2 separate regions of the Mus musculus genome follow, and region 2 is linked to region 1. The links are chromatin loops, found by intact Hi-C in ENCODE. Cell type or tissue: heart. All regions are shown on one strand. Each heading gives the region's core, and the rest is flanking DNA. Links, peaks and the distances in the headings are about the cores only. Region 1 has its middle 18 kb from the start of Gm25799. Region 2 overlaps Slit3 (slit guidance ligand 3).

Region 1 (5,382 bases), core at 87-5,086:
TGATGCCCCAGTGTAGGGGAAAGCTAGGGCTGTGAGGCAGGAGTGGGTAGGTGTGTGGGAGAGCACACTCATAGGAGCAGGGTAAAGGGAGATGGGATAGGGGGTTTGCAGAGGGGAAACTGGGAAAGCTTAAAAAGTGAATTAATAAAATATCCAATTAAAAGTCAACAAATAAAATGCAGCAACCCTATTTTTAAAAAGAAAGAAATGTGCTGAGCAGCCTGTCTTTTTTTACCTGCGTGTGCTATGTGCATATACCACAGCACAGTGGACTCACATCTCTCAGAACAATGGGATAAATCTCTCCTCTGCTAACAAGTACCTGGAGTGGATGGTTTCTATTCAGTTACATTGCCAATGTGTGCAGGTTGAAAGGCTGATTGGGCTTGAACTGGTTTGGGGCACATGGGTAGTTAAGGCAAAACTGTCCTCAAATAAACTTTAAGGATAAAACCCTGTTTCCCATCTCTTGCTTATGCATCGTTGAAGGTTCCTGTGATTAAAATCATGAGAAATTATATGTGCAGTAGAAAATAATTATGTGACTTTAGGAGAACAGAGAGCCACCCTCACTCTACTCCTTAGTAGCCTCAACTGTCTTACTCTTGAACTCCATAAAATTCTTGAAGGCTCAAAACAATAATCAGGGCTTTTGACTGTTTTCGCTCATGTGGCCTGCTGTTGCCTTGCAGGACATTCAGGCCTTCTTTGTTGCTGTGATTTTACATAATCTCTTTGCCACTTTGCAAATCTGTGTGGTCTTTGGTTTCAGTTCCAAGAACCTGGCAAGATCAGATTCAAATCCACCATCAGTAACAGAACTGCTCAGGTAGCCTTGAGAAGATACTGAAGCTGGAGGACTGAAGGAGAAGACCTGATATTCCTAAAGTCAGACACTTGGGGTAGTAGTGGGGTTCTCACAGTTAATGTCCAGATCACTAAGGTCCTTGGTAAGATGGTTCAGAGTCTCTGTGGAGCACATCACATGCTTGCCAGTGGATCTAAGAAGAAGGGTTACGTTACAGAAAGGTGGAGAAATGCCGAGTTAAGTCTCAGTCCTGTCTGAGTCCAATGGGAAGGAAGCTGAGAAGAGCTGGAAGAGACAGAGAGCACCTTCTGCCTCTTACCCTTCAAGTTGATATAATCCAGCCAGAAGCTCCCCACAATGAAGTCTGGGGAACAGAGTTTGCAGACCCCTGATCCCAGAGTTGGGTTCGATCATTCTGAGGCACAAGGTCACTGAGTCAAATGGACAGATGGAGTTTCTGACTCATCTACTGCTGTACTGACAGCCACAGACCAGGCAATTTGCACGTTGAAGAAACTTCTTACAGTTCTAGAGGCAGAGAAGGCAAAGATCTTGGCATTGATGTTTGACGCGCCTTCAGGTGAGAGACTGTAATGTGGTAGAGAACATCAAATGGAAAGAGAACACACACAAAAAGAACTTGCTCTGTAACAAAGCCAATCTTCAAGAACTAATCCACCCCAAATAATGGCTTTAATGCATCCAGGACAATACAGTCCTCATGAGAGAATCACCTCTAACAGTGTGACAATGGCAACTCAGTTCCAACACCCATCTGGAAGGCCAAGCCACAGTACCACCCGATTTAGATTAGTTTCCTTTCACACTCTTCTGCCACAGTTAGATTCTAGTAAGTTTACTGTGTGCATGCTATAAACTCACCTCTTCTTGTCTGTCAATTTTATTGCTCATTTTCCTAAGGCCCTGCTTGTAGCATGCAGCTAATGAAGATGTTGAATGATAGACGTGTCTTTTGATACTGGTGGGATGTCCTCTGATTATTAGCCCTCTTAATGGCTCCTAAGAAGAAAGTTAGAGAAAATGTAGAGGAATCTCGAGTAAACTTTGCTGTAGCTGATCCTGCAAATGCACCAGTTGAGCGGTTTTAGGGATGTCTATCCCTGGCTGTGTCTCCTAACGTACTATCTGAATGTACTATTGGAAACTGTTATTGTAGCTAGAGCTATGCTAGCATAGCTTAAGAGTGACATCCAGTGGTCTGTTGAGGTGAGCCAGCATAGAGAACGGTTTAGCAACCTCAGACTCTACTTTGTTTGGGTTATAGACAAACCCTTTTACATCCTATCTTTATTCTAATAATGCAGCTGAGAGTCTAGCTTCTTTGCCTGCACATACCATGCGCCAATACTCCTCCTTGATCCATGCACCTAGTGACCTTGGGTCCTCACCTGTACATTCTACTTCGAACAAGGGAATTAATTTTTCCCTACCCTAGTACCCTGGATAGATTCTACTTAAACATATTCCCAGTTATGTCCCAGTACAAAAATCTGGAGTGAAATCCAGTCTAAATTGGCTTGTGGTATATATACAACAAGGCAAAATTGCCCTAACATGAGTTTTATTTATTTATTTATTTATTTAGGCAGAATCTCCTATGCCTCTGAAGAATTGGGTGCAGATATGATTAAAATCAGATGCATCATGGGTAGGGACGTGTATAGCAGAAAAAAAGACTTTATGCCTAACCTGTCAATAAAAACAGAGAACCACCTTCTCCATGTCCCTTATCACCCAAGTTCCTCCTCCCATTTGTGAAGTCCTTAAAATGAAACTCCAAATAATAACTGGAGTTCCTGAGTGTCTTCATTCTCATGACCCATTGCCCTCTTGCAGGATATTCAGACCTATTCTAGAGCTTTGCTTTGAATAAAGTTTTCTAGATACACTTGCCATGTGTGTGGGCTTTTTATTTGAACTCCTTGAATAAGAAGCCCCAAACTTCAAAACACCTGACCCTGACCACAACCCCAGCAACAAATCATAACTTAGTCACATCTGTAATACATATAGAAATCTAATCCCTTCCCAATTGTTAACGTAAATAGAGAGGAACATAATATAGGAGAGCCCGAACATTAAATCATTAGGCTTACTTTAGGAAATTATCAAAGCCATGTTGCCTGGTTGTGGGTGATCTCGTATTTCAGTTCATGGGTCTGTTTTTCTCTTTTAAACAAAAGCCTTTCCTCGTTCTGGTGATGAGCTAGTGGGCACAGAGGGAAAGTGGAGGGGAAGTATACTCACCACCATGCCCCCCAGTGCAGATGCAGAAGGGAAGTGAGATCCACAGGGCTAGTCTAGGAGAAGTAGACAGCCCTAGACCTGGTTCTCATCACCAGAAGTTCAATTATTTATGGCTCAAGAGAGTGTGGAAAATCTGCCTAGACACAGGTTTGAAATAATATATGAGTGCTCACCTGAGATGAGAGCCCATCTGTGTAGGGGTCCATGTAGAGTTGAGTGAGTCTTTGTGTATGGTCCCCAGAGAGGCAGCTAGCTAGCTACTCTACAAAGATTCCCAGACAGCAGCTAAGGCCAGGGAGCGTGAGTGCAGAGGAATATCAGCCTCGTGATGGTCCTGCATTCAACAATATGCTTCAGAATGCTCACGGTGGTTATCCCAGGTAGACTGGGGAGTCGGGTCCATTCTATTATAGACACAGTCTCAAAAGAAAATAATTAAATAGTTAATTTCATGTGGGCTTCAAATCGCCTCATTCCCTTCTCTCAACTACAAGAATCAAACCAATAATTCTCGAATGACTCATACTTATGTCTACAGGGATATCTTTGTAACTGAAAAAAACACTAATTCAGAATTCTGTGATTTGAATATTTTGCTGGCATGAAGGAATGCCCAGCAATGGGAAAGCCCCTTCCCCATTTAATAATGTTTTCCAGAAGCAAGTCAGCAAAAGTGCATTTATTCATAAATACAGAGCAATGCCTGCAAAGGAAAGCTGGAGGTGGCTACAGTTGGAATTGTTGAGACATCTCTTTGACTCATCTCCATCAGGGGGCAGATGATAATAGTGTGGTTAAGGTTGGCCCCATTGTCAAGATGTGGTAAGAGACTTGTTCCTGCTTCCTTCTATATAAGCAAATCACACAAGGCAGTGGGAGTTGATCTTCTATGACGTCTGCAACAAAACAATTTCCACAAAGTCTGCTTGCCTGGTATATCAAAGTGATAGGTGGGATTAGGCTCCCCTGTGGAAATTTCCATGTATGTTTTAGAACATGTGGAGATTGCAAAGAAGAGCTATAAAATCCATACATGCTTACAGTGTTAAAATGCTCTTGTCAATGAGGATGTGGAATGGGGGTGGTGAATCACATTCTAGCAGGGTATTAGCTTATTTCTCAGCATAACGGGAGCTTTCAGAAATCAAAGGAATAATTTTCAATGTTCAAACTCTCTTTTTTTGTATGTTTGTTTGTTTTTGAGACAGGGTCTCTTTAAATAACAGCCATGATTGTCCTGGAACTTGTTTTGTAGACCAGGCTGACTTTGAATTCAGAGAGCCCATTGCCTCTGCCTCCCAAATGCTGGGATTAAAGGTGTGCCCAGGTTTTAAATTCGCTGAACAGGATGATGTATGCAATAGAAAGATAAGTGTCATGACATGCAACTTTCTATCTTGTTTTTATTAATATGACTTAGCAATCACTGCCTGACCAAGATGGGGTAAGGTAGATATTGAAGCTCAAGTGGAAAGTTATTCAATCGCATTTTGTCTTGAGTTGTTTTCCCCAAACATGCCCTTATTTCTAAGACATATTTTAATAGGAAACAGATTACATCTCTGTCTAATCTGTCTGTGCAAGAATTCCCACTTCAATCGGATAGGGGACTAATATCCAACATATATAAAGAACTCAAGAAGGTGGACTTCAGAAAATCAAATAACCCCATTAAAAAATGGGGCTCAGAATTGAACAAAGAATTCTCACCTGAGGAATACCGAATGGCAGAGAAGCACCTGAAAAAATGTTCAACATCCTTAATCATCAGGGAAATGCAAATCAAAACAACCCTGAGATTCCACCTCACACCAGTCAGAATGGCTAAGATCAAAAATTCAGGTGACAGCAGATGCTGGCGAGGATGTGGAGAAAGAGGAACACTCCTCCATTGTTGGTGGGATTGCAGGCTTGTACAACCACTCTGGAAATCAGTCTGGCGGTTCCTCAGAAAATTGGACATAGTACTACCGGAGGATCCAGCAATACCTCTCCTGGGCATATATCCAGAAGATGTCCCAACCGGTAAGAAGGACACATGCTCCACTATGTTCATAGCAGCCTTATTTATAATAGCCAGAAGCTGGAAAGAACCCAGATGCCCCTCAACAGAGGAATGGATACAGAAAATGTGGTACATTTACACAATGGAGTACTACTCAGCTATTAAAAAGAATGAATTTATGAAATTCCTAGGCAAATGGATGGACCTGGAGGGCATCATCCTGAGTGAGTTAACACATTCACACAAAGGAACTCACACAATATGTACTCACTGATAAGGGGATATTAGCCCAAAACCTAGG
Region 2 (5,382 bases), core at 231-5,230, 530 kb before region 1:
TGTTCCCTGAGCTGAGCCAGAAAGTTATCATCCTGTCTCCCAGCGTCCTTCTGGCCATTTTCTCCACTTTACACGGTCTTAGGAAGGACAAAGGGATCAGACATCTACCATCTCTCAGCTGTCACAGGCCAATACTGGGAGCAGCAACCTTGAGGCAGGGATACTGTTCCTGGTGGAAGGAGATCCTGGTGGCTCTAATTACCTGCTGGTTGGCTGCTTTGCATCCCCACTGGTTGGTTTGTTGTTTATTGTTTTTGTTTTGTTTTGTTTTGTTTTGTGTTTTTTCCCCTCTGACTTTTGTGGTTTATAGAACTGTGTCTATCCAGTTTCAGTTCCTATGCAAATGTGGGAGAAGCACGTGGTCTTGAGCATGACCAATCAGAGCTTCTTATTCTCTGTCACATGCTCACCATAGATGATGGAAGGGACTGTGTCTGCAGGATGAGGAAACCATGAGGTTCATGAGGAATGGGGTTGCTGAGCTCTGATGGCCATCTTGCCAGTGTACAATGGGAGACAGAAAAGTGGGCACTGGATGTCCTAATTCAATCACGCCTTACTCAGGCTTTCAGACACATAAGTCAATCACCTGTCTTCAAAGCCAGCTGAGTTTTTTCCCCTGGAACTTTGACCCTCAAGATATCCAACCACACGCAGAAGTGCCCCCTTTATCCATGAGGGTTCTACTCAAAAGTGTCTGAAACCATGGGTGACACCCAACCCTATCTAGACTGCTTTACCTCTATATACTTTCCTACGATACAGTTTAATTCAGAAACTAGACACAGTAGGGGATTAACACAAAGCACATTTCTAACAGGATAGTGTACAAAAATGTCTGTGGATGTGCTCTCTCCCCGGTGTCAAAACACAATAATGTACTGCATGCGTGCGTGCGTTCTCTGTTGCCAGTATGGCGCGCCATCCATAAAGGCAAAGCTGTCAGCAGAGGACTGCTCCTGTGAAGCATTCTGAACAACACGCCCTGTCCTCACAAAGCAAACGTGACTTTAACAATTTTCATGCGAGGTGTGGACAAGGAGACTTTTCAAAAGACGCACACTTGGTTCCATGATCACTGGAAACTTTTTCCGAGTCCCGGTCTTTTTTAGATTCTCCCGATGTACCCCGGGATGGTCCTAGACTCCACGCTGTTCAAGTCTATACTGTGCAACAAGAGGAAAAACAAATGTATAAACTCCATGTGCCAGGTAAGGAAAGTGTGGGTGAGAGAGAACTGACCTGCCTGAGGCTGGTAGTCTGGGAAGGACCCCCTACTGGAACAAGGGCAAGCGAATACCTGGGCTGCTATGGTTACTCCTCTCAAGTCCATCCCCCTTCTCTCCATGGAGATGGAAAGGTGGGTCCCAACCCTCACAGGTGGCAGGAAGTGTCTCTATCTCTCTCTCTGATATCTATTCTATTTTATGTATATGATTATTTATATGTGTTTTCCCTGCATGTATATATACCTCGTGTGTGCCTGCTGCCCTAAGGGTCAGAGGAGGGCATCTGATCCCCCTAGAACTAGAGTTATGGCTGGCTTAGCCATCATGTTTGTGCTGGGAGGGAACCTGAGCAGCCAATGTCCCTAACCACTGAGCTGCCTCTCCAGTTCCTCCCGCTTCCTCTGTTTCTGTTGTTTTCTAATACTGTGGGTAGAGTTTAGAGCCTCACGAATACTAGACGAGTACTCTACTAGTTAACTAGACCCCCCCCCCACCACACACACACTTCATTTCACTTTTTATTTTTGAGAAAGGGTCTCGATAAGTTGTCCATGTTGACCTTGAACTCTGTCTGTACCAAAGGCAAGCCTTGAACTTGTCATCCTCAGGTTTCTGCCTATAAAGCCAGAGTTTGGAATTACTGGATGATGCCACCATCCCTGTCATGGGGAGGAGACTTTCAACACAAATACCAGCCAGATCACCAACACTGAGACCCTCGCCTTCTGTGTCCTTGAGCTGCCCCAACTTCAAACACCTTCCCTTACTGCCTCTCACCGACAGACTGAGGATGGCTCTTTCCACCAAAAGCAACTGTTTTCCCTCAAGCTGTGAGTCCCTTTTTTATTATGGCGGCCACCTCTCTTTGGCTGTTTCCTCCTATATGTAATGGGGTTATCCGAACGCACAGTTCACAGAACTTCCACCAATAAATCAAAAGTGGATTGAATGCTTCACAAGTGTTAAGTCAACAGCCACACAGGTACTCGTTGCTGCTAGAAGACGCAGTCTACAGTGTAAGGACTTTGAGCACACTGTCCACCGGCCTCCCGTTCCTAGCTGTTTTCGGGTTCCTACTCATGCCTCACTGGCTACTTCATAACTTGTCTCCTCCATTAACCTTTACCTCAGCAGAGGATCCTATTTCTCCCTCTCTGCTCTGGGTTCCACACCTTGGATTCTGGATTCTCTCCTGATGCACCCATCCATCCTTTAAATTAGTCAGGCTTACCTCTTCCAGAAGAGCTGGCTCCCGCAGGCCATCCCATCCCCCCCTTTTCCATTTGTGATGGTTCCCCTCCAGTATGCCTGGTGTGGAGGCCAAGGGCTTTACGGCCAACCAACTCAGGTTTGAGATCTGGCTCTGTGCCAGGTCACTGTGAAAGAGTAACTTAGCTCCAGCCTCAGCTTCTATATGTGTGAACTTTGTGGCAATCGTAATGTTTAGGGCTGGAGAGGTGCGGCAAGTCCAGGAGCATTATCCTGGTCCACAGGGGAAGCCAGGCCCTGGACAATATAATTGAGTCTTTGCACAAGCACTGAGCTCATTGCCTTCCCTACTGATTGTTGCCTGAGGCGATTCCCATCTCTGTGCTTTCCTCTACTTTCCCACATGCCTGCTTAGGGCCACACGGTGGCAGCCTATCCAAGACAGAGGAAGCTTCTGGTTGCAGAATAGAGATAAAAGTGACTTGAATACGAATATATATATATATATATATATTCACCCAGATACTTATTTTTAATTTTCCTCTTTTGGTGGTGAGTGTCGGGGATTATTCATCCTTTCCCACAGGTTCCTGTCACATGTGTGGGAGCTTCCTACCTGTACACGTTAACCAGAAGCAGAGTGAATCAGCCCAGGGCTTCACGGTGTTATCTTTGAGAAACATGGCTTATATATTTACCCCTCTTACTGGAATAGTTATCCCAACAGTCAGACTCCAGCAGGAAGCCCACTGGGTGTGGCGCCCGTGTTAAGGTGTCAGGAAGTCTGATGTCTCTAAAGTGACCATCTTGTCTGAAAACTTTACTGGGAATGAAAAATCCTTATGTCCTGGGAAACCTCCCAGTCCCAGGCAAATGTGGATGTTTGGCTTCAGGACGTAGGTGCTGCACTCCTCTAAACTTGGTGTGTGGTTCTTCCATTCTCAGCGACACAGGCACACAAAATGCTCAACGTTTGAAAGGATCACAGACAACATTCTGATTTCAAGGCATGGGGTGAACAGACTAGGCTTGCCCATCGTGCTGGATTGGTGGGGGAGAGATCGAGAACTCTGTGCCCTATCCTCAGCTCTTTCCCAGGTCTCTCTATCTCCTTGGCACGAAAGAAGGAGGGGTGTGTCTTGGGTTTCTAGACATTACCGCAAAGGGGCTCCCAGAACACAGTGACCCAGAGCAGTCTGTGAGGAAGCAGACGATCTCACTTGAAGGAAACTTTCAGCCTACTATTTACAGACAGTTAAGGTACTCTGCAGTCCACACGCTGTCTAGTTGAGGACTCTTTGGACAGAAAGCTACACAAGTACCGTGATGTCAGGTCGGAAGACAATCGCTTGGGATATCCTTAGGGCCAGTGAGAATCAAGCGAATAATGTGGAGCCAGGGCTGCCTTTCTGGAATGGGCCTCCTAAAGAAGTCAGGGATTTCTCTAGGACCCCCCCTAATGCTCTCCCCACTTCCAACTTCCAGCTGCCTGCCCTCACAGTTCACTTTAGCCTGACAACCTTTCTGCATGTCTCTTTTGTGAACAAATCCTGCTGGAGCAAACTCTTGCTTGCCAAACTAATGGACATTTACATTGCCAAAGCCCCGAGCCCAGGAGGCTGCAAGACACACCACTGCATTCAGGGGTTTTATTAGAAAGCTCTCCTGAAAACAGGAAAGCTTTGGAAAACACCGAGGAAGAATGGCCCTTTGACAAAGCCAGGGAGAGCAGGCAAATCCAGGCATGAATGAATAAGCTAAGTATGTATCTTTAAGAAATGGTCTTTTGTTGTTGTTGTTTTGGGTCTACAAAAAAAATCTAACAAAACTCTTGTTAGAGAGGGAAACTTTTAAAAAACTGCCTTTCCAAAACAAACTCCACAGGGAGTAAAAATAACTGCAAGAGAGGAAGGAACCAGCTCAAGTCACTCTTGAGCCAGACAGAATTACAAACTTGGGGGCAGCAAACTGCTCAGAGGATAGCAGCAAGGGCTTTCCAGTCTTCAGGGGACTGTGTGCACTTGTAATTAGAGAGGACACAAGACAGTGAGGGGTGACAAGTCTCAGCTAACCTCCCGCCTGTGCTCTGGTTAGAGGCATTCTGTATACGAGGCTCTGTATGCTAACCAAGCTGGGCAAACACGAGAAGAAGTAATGATAGGACAAGCAGACCTTCACTTCCGACTAAGCCTCCTAAACCCAGCTGAAATCTCCAATCTGGACTGCACTGAGTGACTGTGTGAAGCCACAGTGGAAATAGCCACACCAGAGTTTCCGTGATGGGCTGGTGTACTAAAATACTATCAAAATCCTTTCATCCTGTGTATATAAAGCATAAATGAATTATATCTTTATAGACTTAGGCCCTGACCCAAGACATCTCATGTATAGGCAAAGATTCCAAAATTTGTCCCCATTGCAAATCCCAACCTATGCCAATCTCAAGCACTCTGCACAAGGGATACTCCGTCTGAGTTTCTAAAGCATCATGAGCAAAGTATACAGAAAAGGAGAGCATTAGTTCCTGTCCCGTGGCCGCAGAAAAGTGGGAGAAACTAAGCTGAAAGCCAGCCAGTGAGAGTCTGAGCCTGATCCCTAGGCTGCCAGACACCAGAGCTGGACCCTCAATAAATTCTACACCTGTCCCAAGCTCAAATCCCCTTCTTATAAGAAATGAGAGGTCAGGTGGGGTGTGCTCCAGTGCCTGCTTCACCCAATACTCCTAGGAATAAGTACACAGCTGACACATTAGAGGCACAAGAGGCTAAGGAGAGTAGCCTGGAAATGTAAGTCTACACTGCAGACCCTTTCCATGGCCACCCTTCTGACTGTTTAAAGGTTCTCGTGAGTGCTCTGTTGTCACACCAAGCTGGAGGATTCTTGACTCAGTTCTGCTAAGGATGGGAACGGGCGGATCTCCGCTGATGAGCTGACCACAGGCCAG

What was found. Hi-C counts contacts between places; a loop is a spot of excess contacts. Peaks named below come from ENCODE experiments on the same cell type or tissue, not always from the same donor. Only the 100,000 strongest peaks of a DNase experiment are listed, where the experiment ranks them.
Region 2: a loop joins it to region 1, with 7 times the contacts of the local background. A loop is called at or near these places in 16 of 42 quality-filtered maps.

Annotation. Positions count from the first base shown.
Region 1 is chr11:34,878,351-34,883,732 of GRCm38, reverse strand. No RefSeq gene overlaps it. Among named protein-coding and RNA genes, the nearest start is that of Gm25799, 18 kb to the left of the region's middle. In heart, for the core only: a CTCF peak has its summit at 2,032; no DNase peak of the experiment used is centred there.
Region 2 is chr11:35,405,255-35,410,636 of GRCm38, reverse strand. All of the region lies in intron 4 of Slit3 (slit guidance ligand 3), which reads right to left. Among named protein-coding and RNA genes, the nearest start is that of Gm46277, 120 kb to the right of the region's middle. In heart, for the core only: a CTCF peak has its summit at 2,845 (motif pointing right); a DNase peak (open chromatin) is centred at 2,686; H3K27ac peaks cover 1,948 bases; H3K27me3 peaks cover 26 bases.